Linked DNA regions of Homo sapiens: region 1 is linked to region 2. The links are chromatin contacts, found by Hi-C or POLR2A ChIA-PET in ENCODE. All regions are on one chromosome and are shown on one strand. The core of a region is the stretch at or near the end of the contact, and the rest is flanking DNA. Distances in the headings are between cores, read along the strand shown. Region 1 holds the start of LINC02649 (long intergenic non-protein coding RNA 2649). Region 2 overlaps LOC124902370 (a long non-coding RNA gene).

Region 1 (5,079 bases), core at 1,195-3,694, 75 kb after region 2:
TTGATTCCGTTGTGAGTCAATGTGCAGGAACCTGAGGAGCTGGGACACTGCTAATCTTAGACCTGGCTCAGTCCTACCCCGTGGGCAGCAGCTGTTGCAGGAACATGGACACAGGCTGGCACCAGCGTGTTTGGGTGCTGATTTGGGGCATATTTCTTTTCTAGTTGATTTGTCGTGGCATTAGGGAGCCCAGATGAGGACAACTATCAACTCTGAGGCCCTTAAAGAACAAGTTGGAAGTGAAACTGAGCTCTTCCTGGTTTCTTATTTGCTACTCTGGAGAAAAGAGGTGATTAATACTTATGCTATTGGGTCTTTGAATGCTCTCAGCACCTATAGGTTATTAACTGAGACTCTCAAACTTCAGATTATTTCACAATCAGTGGCTAATAACCTGAGCAGATGCATTCACTTATAATTTTTACATATGTACATGCAAGGCTTGCAACTATGAGTGCCCTCCAACAATGGAACAGATGCAAAATAGAAATCATGTTATCAGATGACGCCATAGTTGTCTCGCAATTGCTTTGCGGAAGGATTTTTCATGGGAATTTTTCCATCTCTTTATACTTTTCACACATAGGTTGTTGGCTTTAGCCAAGTGCGACGGAGAAGGACAGGCATGTGTGAAGAGGCCTGCCCAAATGTTACCCGGTGCGGAGGCCTTTGTTTAGCCCATTGGCAAGAGAAACACCAGCACCACATTCTTGGTGAAAAGCCTCTTTCACAGAGAGAGTGCATTCAAGGAGAAAATCAGCCTTGAATTGCCATTTCTGAGGCAGAGCTTGAAAGACAGATGGAAGGAGTAGGTTCCATGGGAAAGGAAAGGAGGAAAGAAAGGGGATGGCCTCACTTGCCAAAGTAAAGCTGGCTGTGGCTGAGAGCTCTTTCAAAACTGCCAGGAACCTTGGGAGCCGTACACTTCTCTCTCCCGGGAGGAGACCCAGGGCCAAGTGACACTGCGGTAACTGGAAATCCCTTCTCCAAGGCCAGAGCCCTGTGCAGAAAGCATGGGAAGACTTCAACAAAGCCCTCTCTTCTTCAGGGAAGTAACTGTGGAATCGGGAAAAGACAGAAAATTCCTGAGTAGAGGAGTTCTTAACTTAGACTCCATAGGCTAGTCTAGAGGGTCATGAATAAGCTCTAGGAGGTCTGTGCACAACCTGAATTTATGCAGAAGCTGAGTTTGGGTTCAGTTCAGAAGAAGGGTTCTATGCCCAATTGGTCATGTTTGGAGGACATGTTCATTTCCCAACCATTGTCCTGCCTGCATTTTCTATTCTTGACCAATGTAGATGTAGTTGGCCTCACCATGTTCCTTTTTGAGATACGTAATTTTTCTTGATGTTCTGAAGCACTGGTTGGTATATATTAAAAGTAGATGTTGTAAACGGACATATTTTCCAAATATCTTTTTGTTAAAATCCACATGAAACATTGTCTTTGGGCAATGGAATGGCCAAACCACCTTTTTGGACAGGACACGTTGTATTTGTGTTCTGGTCTAGGGAAGAGCAGAAAGGAGCAAATGCCCATGGGCTCCCTGTGGTGAGGCCGGATTAACCAGTGTCTCACAGGGCTGCGTTTTGTCTCACTTTGCTGTGCGTGTAGTGTATATGATCAGCAAACAAGTCCTAATTTTATAGCACCTACTCTTTCTATATGTTACAGAGGTTGCCAGCGTTTGACCAAAGTCCAGTTAGTAAGCAATTTTGTAAGTTTTGTGTTAAAATTCATAGGAAAGACTGTCTTCCAAAAATGACTTGTGGATATCGTGAACATCACCTCTAAGCATTGCACATGCGTAGATTTGCCCAGGGGGTTGATAGATGTGAGAAGGGGAAGGGTTCTAGGCCAGCATGTTCCTATGTAGAAGATGCTTTCAGGACACAGCCTTTGTTGCATGTGTGCAGTTAATGCGGATGAACTTCTTCCATCATCTCTGAATCATGTAGCGTAAGTATTTAGAAGTGCACATATATGTTAAAAGTAGATAATGTAAAATAATACACTTTCAATTTTTCTGCTAACTTACAGGTATGATTATCTTTTTAGAGTGGTGTTAAATTTGATCTCTTGGAGGAGAGGGGTGCAGAGGGAAGTTTAGACAATTTCAGCCTGTCTGACCATGGTTCTGTCTGTGTATTTTCATTAATTTTGGTGTCTAGTAAGGAATAAACAAGTCCTGAGTGCCCGAAGTGTGTTAAAAGCAGAGGTAGCAAAACAACCCCTTTATAAATGTGGGTTGTTTTATTACCTCTGCTTTTAACACACTTTAGGCATTTTTGTTTTGCCAGTTTATAGGAAGGACTGTCTTCTGGGAGCGACCTCTGTCAACCCACCTCTTGGATGGAGCCAGAAACGTTTTCACACTTCCTCGTCGGGGCAACGGAGCAGGGAGGAGAGTCACGGTGGAGCTCCTTACTGGTAACTCCATATCTAGAAGACAATTTGGGGTTATCAGCACAGTTCCAAATGTGCAGTTTTTAGTAAGTGCTTGTGTTTATTATAGACCACGTTCATTCTTTTCTATTTTTATTTTAAGTTCTGGGGTACATGTGCAGGATGTGCAGGTTTGCTACATAGGTAAACGTGTGCCATGGTGGTTTGCTGCTCCTATCAACCCGTCACGTAGGTATTAAACCCAGCATACATTAGGTCTTTTCCCTAATGCTTTACCACCACCACCACCCACACTCCCCTGACAGACCCCAGTGTGTGATGTTCCCCTCCCTGTGTCCACGGGTTCTCATTTTTCAGCTCCCACTTATGAGTGAGAACATGCAGTGTTTGGTTTTCTGCAGGCGTTAGTTTGCTGAGCATAAGGGCTTCTAGCTCCACCCATGTCCTTGCAAAGGTAGACCATGTTCATTCTTTATTTCACAACATCGTTGGTTTTTCAGATGTCTTGAGATGACAATGTATGATAAAAGGTAGAGCTAGTGAATTGGCCCATTTGTAAATGTTTTTATTATAATTAACACAAAAGAAGCCTCTTGAACGTGGTATTATGAAGCCACCTCTGAGCAGTGCACCCCAGGACTCATTAATTGGGTCAGCAACAGAGCGGCAGAAGGAGCATGAGGAAGGAACTATACAGACACATTGCTATTTCCATCTTGATGATAACCATTGATGTACGTGTGTATCTCTTTGGGGGTTACTATAAGAATACACTGCTAAATAACTCAGTGGACACATACCTTCTTGCTAACATTTTACTAGGACAGCTCTGATCATTCTCTTAGAAGGATTATATCCCATTGCTTTATACCCTATTTTAAATTGAGCATTAACGGAACACAGTATTTTAATTGTAACTCTGCCAACATCTTTATTCAGAGGACTGTTGCCATTTTTGTCTTTCAGGAAATTTTTGTCTCCATGAAAGGCAAAATTACATTTTTTTTCCTGATTGAAATGGTGTAGTGTATTCTTGGTTATCAAAATACTCTTGGCTTTGGGACTTTAAATTGATAAATATTCATTGTGTGTGAAAATATGATACATATTGTGTGATCTCAACAACATAACAATATGCATTCAATTATGTGTGTATACACACACAAGGACTTAGAAGAGCAAGGTCACATGTAATCTGCTTGTGATTACAGGTGACTTCTGAGTTCTGTCTTCCACGTGCTCTTCATTTTCAATAAGCACATGTTATTAACTTTGAAAGTTTGAGTGCTTACATTTTATTTTTAAAAATTGTATGCCAGGCTGGGCGCAGTGGTTCACACCTGTAATCTCAGCACTTTGGGAGGCCAAGGGAGACAGATTGCTTGGGTCCAGGAGTTTGAGACCAGCCTGGGCAACATAGCAAAATCCCGTCTTTACTAAAAATACAAAAAATTAGCAGTTGTGGTGGCCGGCGCCTGTAACCCCAGCTACTCGGGAGGCTGAGGTGGGAGAATCACCTGAGCCTGGGAGGCGAAGGCTATAGTGAGTCAAGATTGCACCACTGCACTCCAGCCTGGGTGTCAGAGGGAGATCCTGTTTCAATTTAAAAAAATTATATGCCAACACTTGTATGCATCTGTATATACCTATGTATGTATTTATGGGAAGAGGTAATAGCTTTATAAACAAAACTCGAAGAAGTTGTGAGCCCTAAGTTAAGATCCACTGCTCTACTTCCAATGCTCTCTTCTTTTTTTTTTTCCTTTAAATTGTGGTAAAATATATATAACATAAAATTTGGCATTTAACCATTTTTAAGTCTATAGTTCAGAGGCATTAAATACACATTAACAGCTGGGCGCAGTGGCTCATGCCTGTAACCCTAACACTTCTGGAGGCCGAGGTGGGTGGATCATTTGAGGTCGGGAGTTCGAGACCAGCCTGGCCAACATGGCAAAACCCCGTGTCCACTAAAAATACAAAAAGTATTAGCTGGTCGTGGTGGCGGGTGCCTGTAATCCCAGCTACTCAGGAGGCTGAGGCAGGCAAACCACCCAAACCCGGGAGGCAGAGGTTGCAGTGAGCCGAGATCACGCCACTGCACTCCAGCCTGAGCGACAGAGCAAGACACAGTCTCAAAACAAAACAAAACACATTAACTTTGTTGTGCAACCATCAACACCATCCATCTCCAAAACTCTTTTCCTGTTGTAAAACTGAAAGTCTATACCCACTACAGAATTTCACCGTAAGTATTAACCCCCTATTACTCCCCAGCTTGGCCCTGGTAACCACCATACTACCTTCTGTCTCTATGAATTTGACTACTCTGGGAATCTAATGTAAATAGAATCATATGGTGTCTGTCGTTTGTATCTAGCTTATTCCACTCAGCGTCATGTCATCAAGGTTCGTCCATGTTGTAGCATGTGTCAGAATTTCATTCTTAGTTAAAGCTGAATAATATTCCATTGTATGGGCAGACCACATTTTGTTTATCCCTTTGTCTATCCATGGACACTGGGTTGTTTCCACCTTTTGGCTATTATGAATAACACATCTATAAATGTGGGTGTACAAGTGCCTTGGGTTGTTTCTACCTTTTGGCTCTTGTGATTAATGCTGCTATGAACACTGGTGTTCATGTCCCTGCTCTCAATACTTTGGGGTATA
Region 2 (4,835 bases), core at 358-2,857:
CCCACCAAAGTCGGCAGAAACCTGAGAGTGAGCCGGGAACTCACGGTTCAGGGACACTGGATATGCCCCAGAGATAGCAGAGGGGAATGAAGACATGAATGCTGAGCTGGGCTCTGCAGGTGTTGGATGGTCAAACCAAGCTGCCTGGATCATTATATAAAAATAACATCAGAAGCACTTTTCTCTTTTCCAAATAGAAGGGACCCTACTCCATAGCCTTGCCCTACTCCGACTAAGACACTGGCAGCGAACTCCTTAGTGTTTGCCACACTATGGTGTCCTTGAGAAGTCTGAATCCTGCCGCACCCCACCTCTGAGTGTCCACCGTCTGCACATTGCCGGAAACTAGGTGTTTTAGCACAGAGCTTCAGGCATGAGAGCGACCAGCAGGGCCGGCCAGTGCCCGGTGCTATGCCTGGCTTCCTTGCCCTGCATGTTGATTGGCAGAGGAGATAAAACACAAAAGGAGCACCAGTGAAGGGATAGGAGAGTAGAGCAAGGTAGAGAGGAAGGGAGGACAGGAAGCAGGGAGGAAAAGCAGCAGCCAGGTGGTCAGGAGATAGTGTGCAGACACTGAATTAAAAAGTGGTCCTAATTCCCTTCATGGAATTCTTTTTGTTTCTATTTGGTTTTGAGACAGAGTCTCATTCTGTTGCCCAGGCTAGAGTGCAGTGACACAATCTCAGCTCACTGCAACCTCCACCTCCTGGATTCAAGTGATTCTCCTGTCTCAGCCTCCAAAGTAGCTGGGACTACAGGTGCCCACGACCACACTTGGCTAATTTTTGTACTTTTAGTAGAAACGGGGTTTTGCCATGTTAGCCAGGCTGGTCTCGAACTCTTGACCTCAAGTGCTGGGATTTACGGGCATGAGCCACCCTGCCCGGCCCTTAATAGAACTCTTAAAGGCCACACAGTGCTTCACTTTATACAAGAAAGCTCGGAACAGAAAAAGTAGTTACTGCCACTCTTCTTTGAAATTGTTAAGTCCCCTTTGCTTCTTTGGGTACACGGAGAAGTTGCCAAGGCAACCCGAGCAGGGAGATGCGGAGTCAGGCTTTTCTGTCTGTGTCCTTCATGTTGGGTACAGTGCTTCACACATGGTAGGCGTGAGGGAGGAAAGAGCGGAAGGAATAGATGAAGCTCAGCTTTTTTTTTTTTTTTTTTTTTTGGCATTGAAATTGCACTCTTTTGGGGTTTTTTAAAATTATAGTTTAAGTTCTGGGGTAGATGTGCAGAACACGCAGTTTTGTTACATAGGTATGCACGTGCCATGGTGGTCTCCTGCACCCATCAACATTAGGTATTTCTCCTAATGCTATCCCTCCCCTAGTCCCCAATCCCCCAACAGGCCCCGGTGTGTGATGTTCCCCTCCCTGCGTCCATGCGTTCTCATTGTTCAACTCCCACTTATGAGTGAGAACATGCGGTGTTTGGTTTTCTGTTCTTGTGTTAGTTTGCCGAGAATGATGGTTTCCAGCTTCTTTGCAGCGTCTGTGTTCTTCCAATAGTTCCCAGCCGCACTATTTTGGACTTGAGTCACTAGAGGGAGGCAGAGGAACATGAAAAAGCTGCAGTTTCCGTCCCTGCTGGGCAGGGCTGCCTCAGACCTGAGCTGAGGACTCAGGAACTTCAGTGACCAGGCAGGATTAGAGATGGGAAGAATTCCAGGCTTCAGCCTTCCCCTTAATTCAAGATGTGTATTCTGCCTTTAATCAGAGTGTAACCTATGTATTTGTAGGAAATAATAAGAAAAAAGCTGCTTATTGCAGAGCCATGTAGAATTATCGGGTGGAAGTCAGAGAAAGAGACGGCGGGTCAACAGCTCCCAGCAGACAGCGTGACTCAGCAGGAAAGCCCGTGGGAATCAGAGCTTTGGGACCAGAGTGCCCTGGCCCCGCAATCCTCACCAAGTGGCTGGCGCTCAGAACCCCAGGTGTTGTAATCAGTAAAAGGGTGGCGGTAATCACTTCTACCTCATTGGGTTACTATACAAAGCACGAAAATGGATCAATATTTAAAAAAAAAAAACCAGCCCTCTCCTAAAACAGAGGAGAACTATATGGATGTCAATCCAATTATTACTATTAACCATGTGTTCAAGTCATGAGGTTGTCTACTTAATTATGTCCTTAAAGTTTGTTGACCTTAAATAAGGTGATACAGAAAATATGATGAAGTATGGGGTTTATTTGAGTACAGAGCTTGAGAACGGTCACCCGGAAAACACAGACCCCAAAGGGACATGCTCTAAAGTGGGGAAGCTAAGGCTGTGCTTACATAGGTAGAGATGGTTTCGGCAGGTTGCAATGTTTTCCGTGCAAGGCTAGATACATGTCATAGCGATTTGATTAGGGTGGCTTGCTCCATTCCATGGAAGATGGCTGTAATGTTCTGTGAGGACAAGAGTAATGTTCTGAGGGGTCACCACTCAGAGGGTCTTATTTCTGGTGCTACTCGGTCATTCCTAATCGTTTACGGGAAAAAGCAGAAGTTGCAACGGCATGCTATGTGACTCAGTCCATTTCTCTCAAGGCTCAGAATAAAGTTCCAACAGTTTTAAATTTGAATTATTTAATTTTGCAAGTTCTCCAGAAGACAGTAAGCTCTAAAAGGGAACGAACTATGGTCGTTGTTCTTAGCATCTAACATGGTACCCATTCAATATTTTTTCTTTCTTTCTTCTGCTTTTTGTAGAAGTGGGGTCTTTCTATGTCGCCCAGGCTAGATTTGAACCCCTGGGCTCAAGCATCGTCCCACCTCAGCCTGCCGAGCACCCAGGACTGTAGGTGCATGCCAGCTGGCAGATTTTTTTTTTTTTTTTCAGTTTCTTAAATGAATGAGTAAAAACACTTACATGTAGCCAAACCATATAATTTACTAGCTAAAATGAGCCTTTTTTTTTTTTTTTCTGAAAGGAAGCACTGTTAGCAATTACTCCAGGAAACAGGTTAAAAGCAGAACTGTCCTGGGCCTGCCGAGACACGGGACGTGGGATTGCTCGAGAGATCCAGCTCTCGCTGTGTGTTGAAATATAGTTCAGGGCACACTGCTCAGGGCTGGGACTGCCCTGCGTATATGACAGTATTAAGTCATCTCACCTGCATAACAACACAGCGAGGTTGGTACTGTGACTACTCACATTCAACAAATGTGTATGGACCACCTGCTGTCTTCCAAGTCTTCCAGAATCTTGGAATGCATCAAAACACAACAAGCAAGATGTCTGTCCTTTCAGAGCAGGAGATGAGGAAGACAGACAGTAAATCACAAACATAGCAAACAAGTAAATTACATAGTTTGCTAAAAGGTACTGGGGCTACAGATGAAAGAAGGGCAGAGCCGGGGGATTCAGTGTTGAATGAGGAAACTCAGGTAGAGAACACCAAGTCAGCAGCCGACATCTCCAGCTGGCTAGTAACAGAGCCCCATTCTAACTTGGGCAATCTGGCCACGTTCCTGCTCTTCACCTGGACTCTGCCTTCTCTTTCAGTTCTGACGTGCGTCAAACCGTGCAGCATGTTCAAATTCATTCAAATCCATCAGTGGCACAGAAGAACACACAAAATCTGGCAATACTTCCTTGAACTAAACTCAGTGTCCGCCCCCCCAACCCCCGATTGATGCCAGACATTTGCCACCCTGGGGACTTGATCTGAGTGACCTTGGGTTCATAGGAGATGCTGGGCCCTTGGAATTGATTGTCTACCCTGTAGGAATGGAGGCCACATCTCTGTTCTGCCTGGAGAACTTTTTCATCATGAGTTTGTGGAATCCGCCAGCCAAGCCCACCAGACAGGACTAAACAAACGACTCTAGGGGGAAAGGCCAGGCTTCCTGAAAGTCTAAATTGCTTGAACTAATGCTGGCATTTCAGCATTTTGAGCCATTCAAGCCACATGATGTCAAACTTCCTCTCCTCCACCCCCATCTCCTCACCCTGCTCTCTTCTGCCTCTTGACCTTCCTCATCTTGTGGCTCTGGCAAAACTCCAGGGTGGCTATTCAACCTGTCTCAACACACCCTGTGCCAAAAAAAAATAAAAAGAAGGAAAAAAAAAAGGGGGCAATTTCTGTCTCCAGGGCAAGGGCTGCTGGGCTCAGCCGGGTGGATGTTGCCAAGAGCGCAGCAATAGCTCCAGGCTAGGCAGGGAGCACAAAGGAATCTTTAAATTTAAAACTCACTGCAGAAAGGAATTGAGCACATTCTCAACATTCTGAGTCTGTGTGTTTATGTTTAAATATTCCAACCACTAGCTTACATACCATCTAGTAAGTAAATCACGGTGAATATTTATCGAGGACCTACTATATGCAAGGCACTCTGCTCACCATTATTTACTTGTGGGGACACTATGGCTTTCACCCAAAGCTGTCATTCTCTAGGCTGCCTTTTCATATCTACAAAGCAAGGGAGTTTACATTGACAGTCTCCAGAAATTCAGCTTTAATGGCTGGGTGCAGTGGCTCAGCCATTGTATCATTGTATCATTGTATTGATATGCCTGTAATCTCAGCACTTTGGGAGGCTGAGGCAGGCAGATTGCTTGAGTTCAGAAGTTCGAGACCAGCCTGGGCAACATGGTGAAATCCTACAGAAAACTCTATAAAATTTTTTTTTAATTAGTTGGGTGTGGTGGCTTGCACCTGTGGTCCTAGATACTCGGGAAGCTAAGGTGGGAGGATGGCTTGAGCCCAGGAGGTAGAGGTTGCAGTGAGCTGTAATTGCGCCACTGCACTCCAGCCTGGGTGACAGAGCCAGACTGTGTCTCAAAAAAGAAAAGAGAAAAAAAAAGAAAAAGAAAAATTCAGCTCTAAAATTGTGACTCGTTCCTT

Evidence for each region. A loop is a pair of places that touch in the nucleus more often than their neighbours do. ChIA-PET counts read pairs that join two places held with the same protein, here RNA polymerase II (POLR2A). Pooled maps may share reads with other maps.
Region 1: a map of posterior cingulate gyrus shows a loop between it and region 2 (4-fold over the local background). The contact joins the promoter of LINC02649 here to the enhancer-like site in region 2. A Hi-C loop is called at or near these places in 3 of 168 maps with a recorded cell type or tissue (B cell, K562 and posterior cingulate gyrus), 1 of 37 single-sample maps with no recorded cell type and 4 of 50 pooled maps. POLR2A ChIA-PET finds 5 or more read pairs at or near these places in 4 of 52 experiments (A673, AG04450, OCI-LY7 and 1 more).

The regions. Positions count from the first base shown.
Region 1 is chr10:6,323,909-6,328,987 of GRCh38, reverse strand. LINC02649 (long intergenic non-protein coding RNA 2649) reads right to left here and starts at 2,444. Exons shown (of 6, transcript NR_040079.2): 1 at 2,346-2,444; 2 at 1-1,056. It also overlaps a transcript of PFKFB3 not described here.
Region 2 is chr10:6,398,708-6,403,542 of GRCh38, reverse strand. It overlaps LOC124902370 (a long non-coding RNA gene), which reads left to right. Exons shown (of 2, transcript XR_007062044.1): 2 at 1,742-4,835. It also overlaps a transcript of PRKCQ not described here. Among named protein-coding and RNA genes, the nearest start is that of LINC02656, 51 kb to the right of the region's middle. Within about 2 kb of position 1,607, at least 21 of the 41 ENCODE cell types and tissues checked have a DNase peak (open chromatin) inside an H3K27ac peak, as active enhancers do.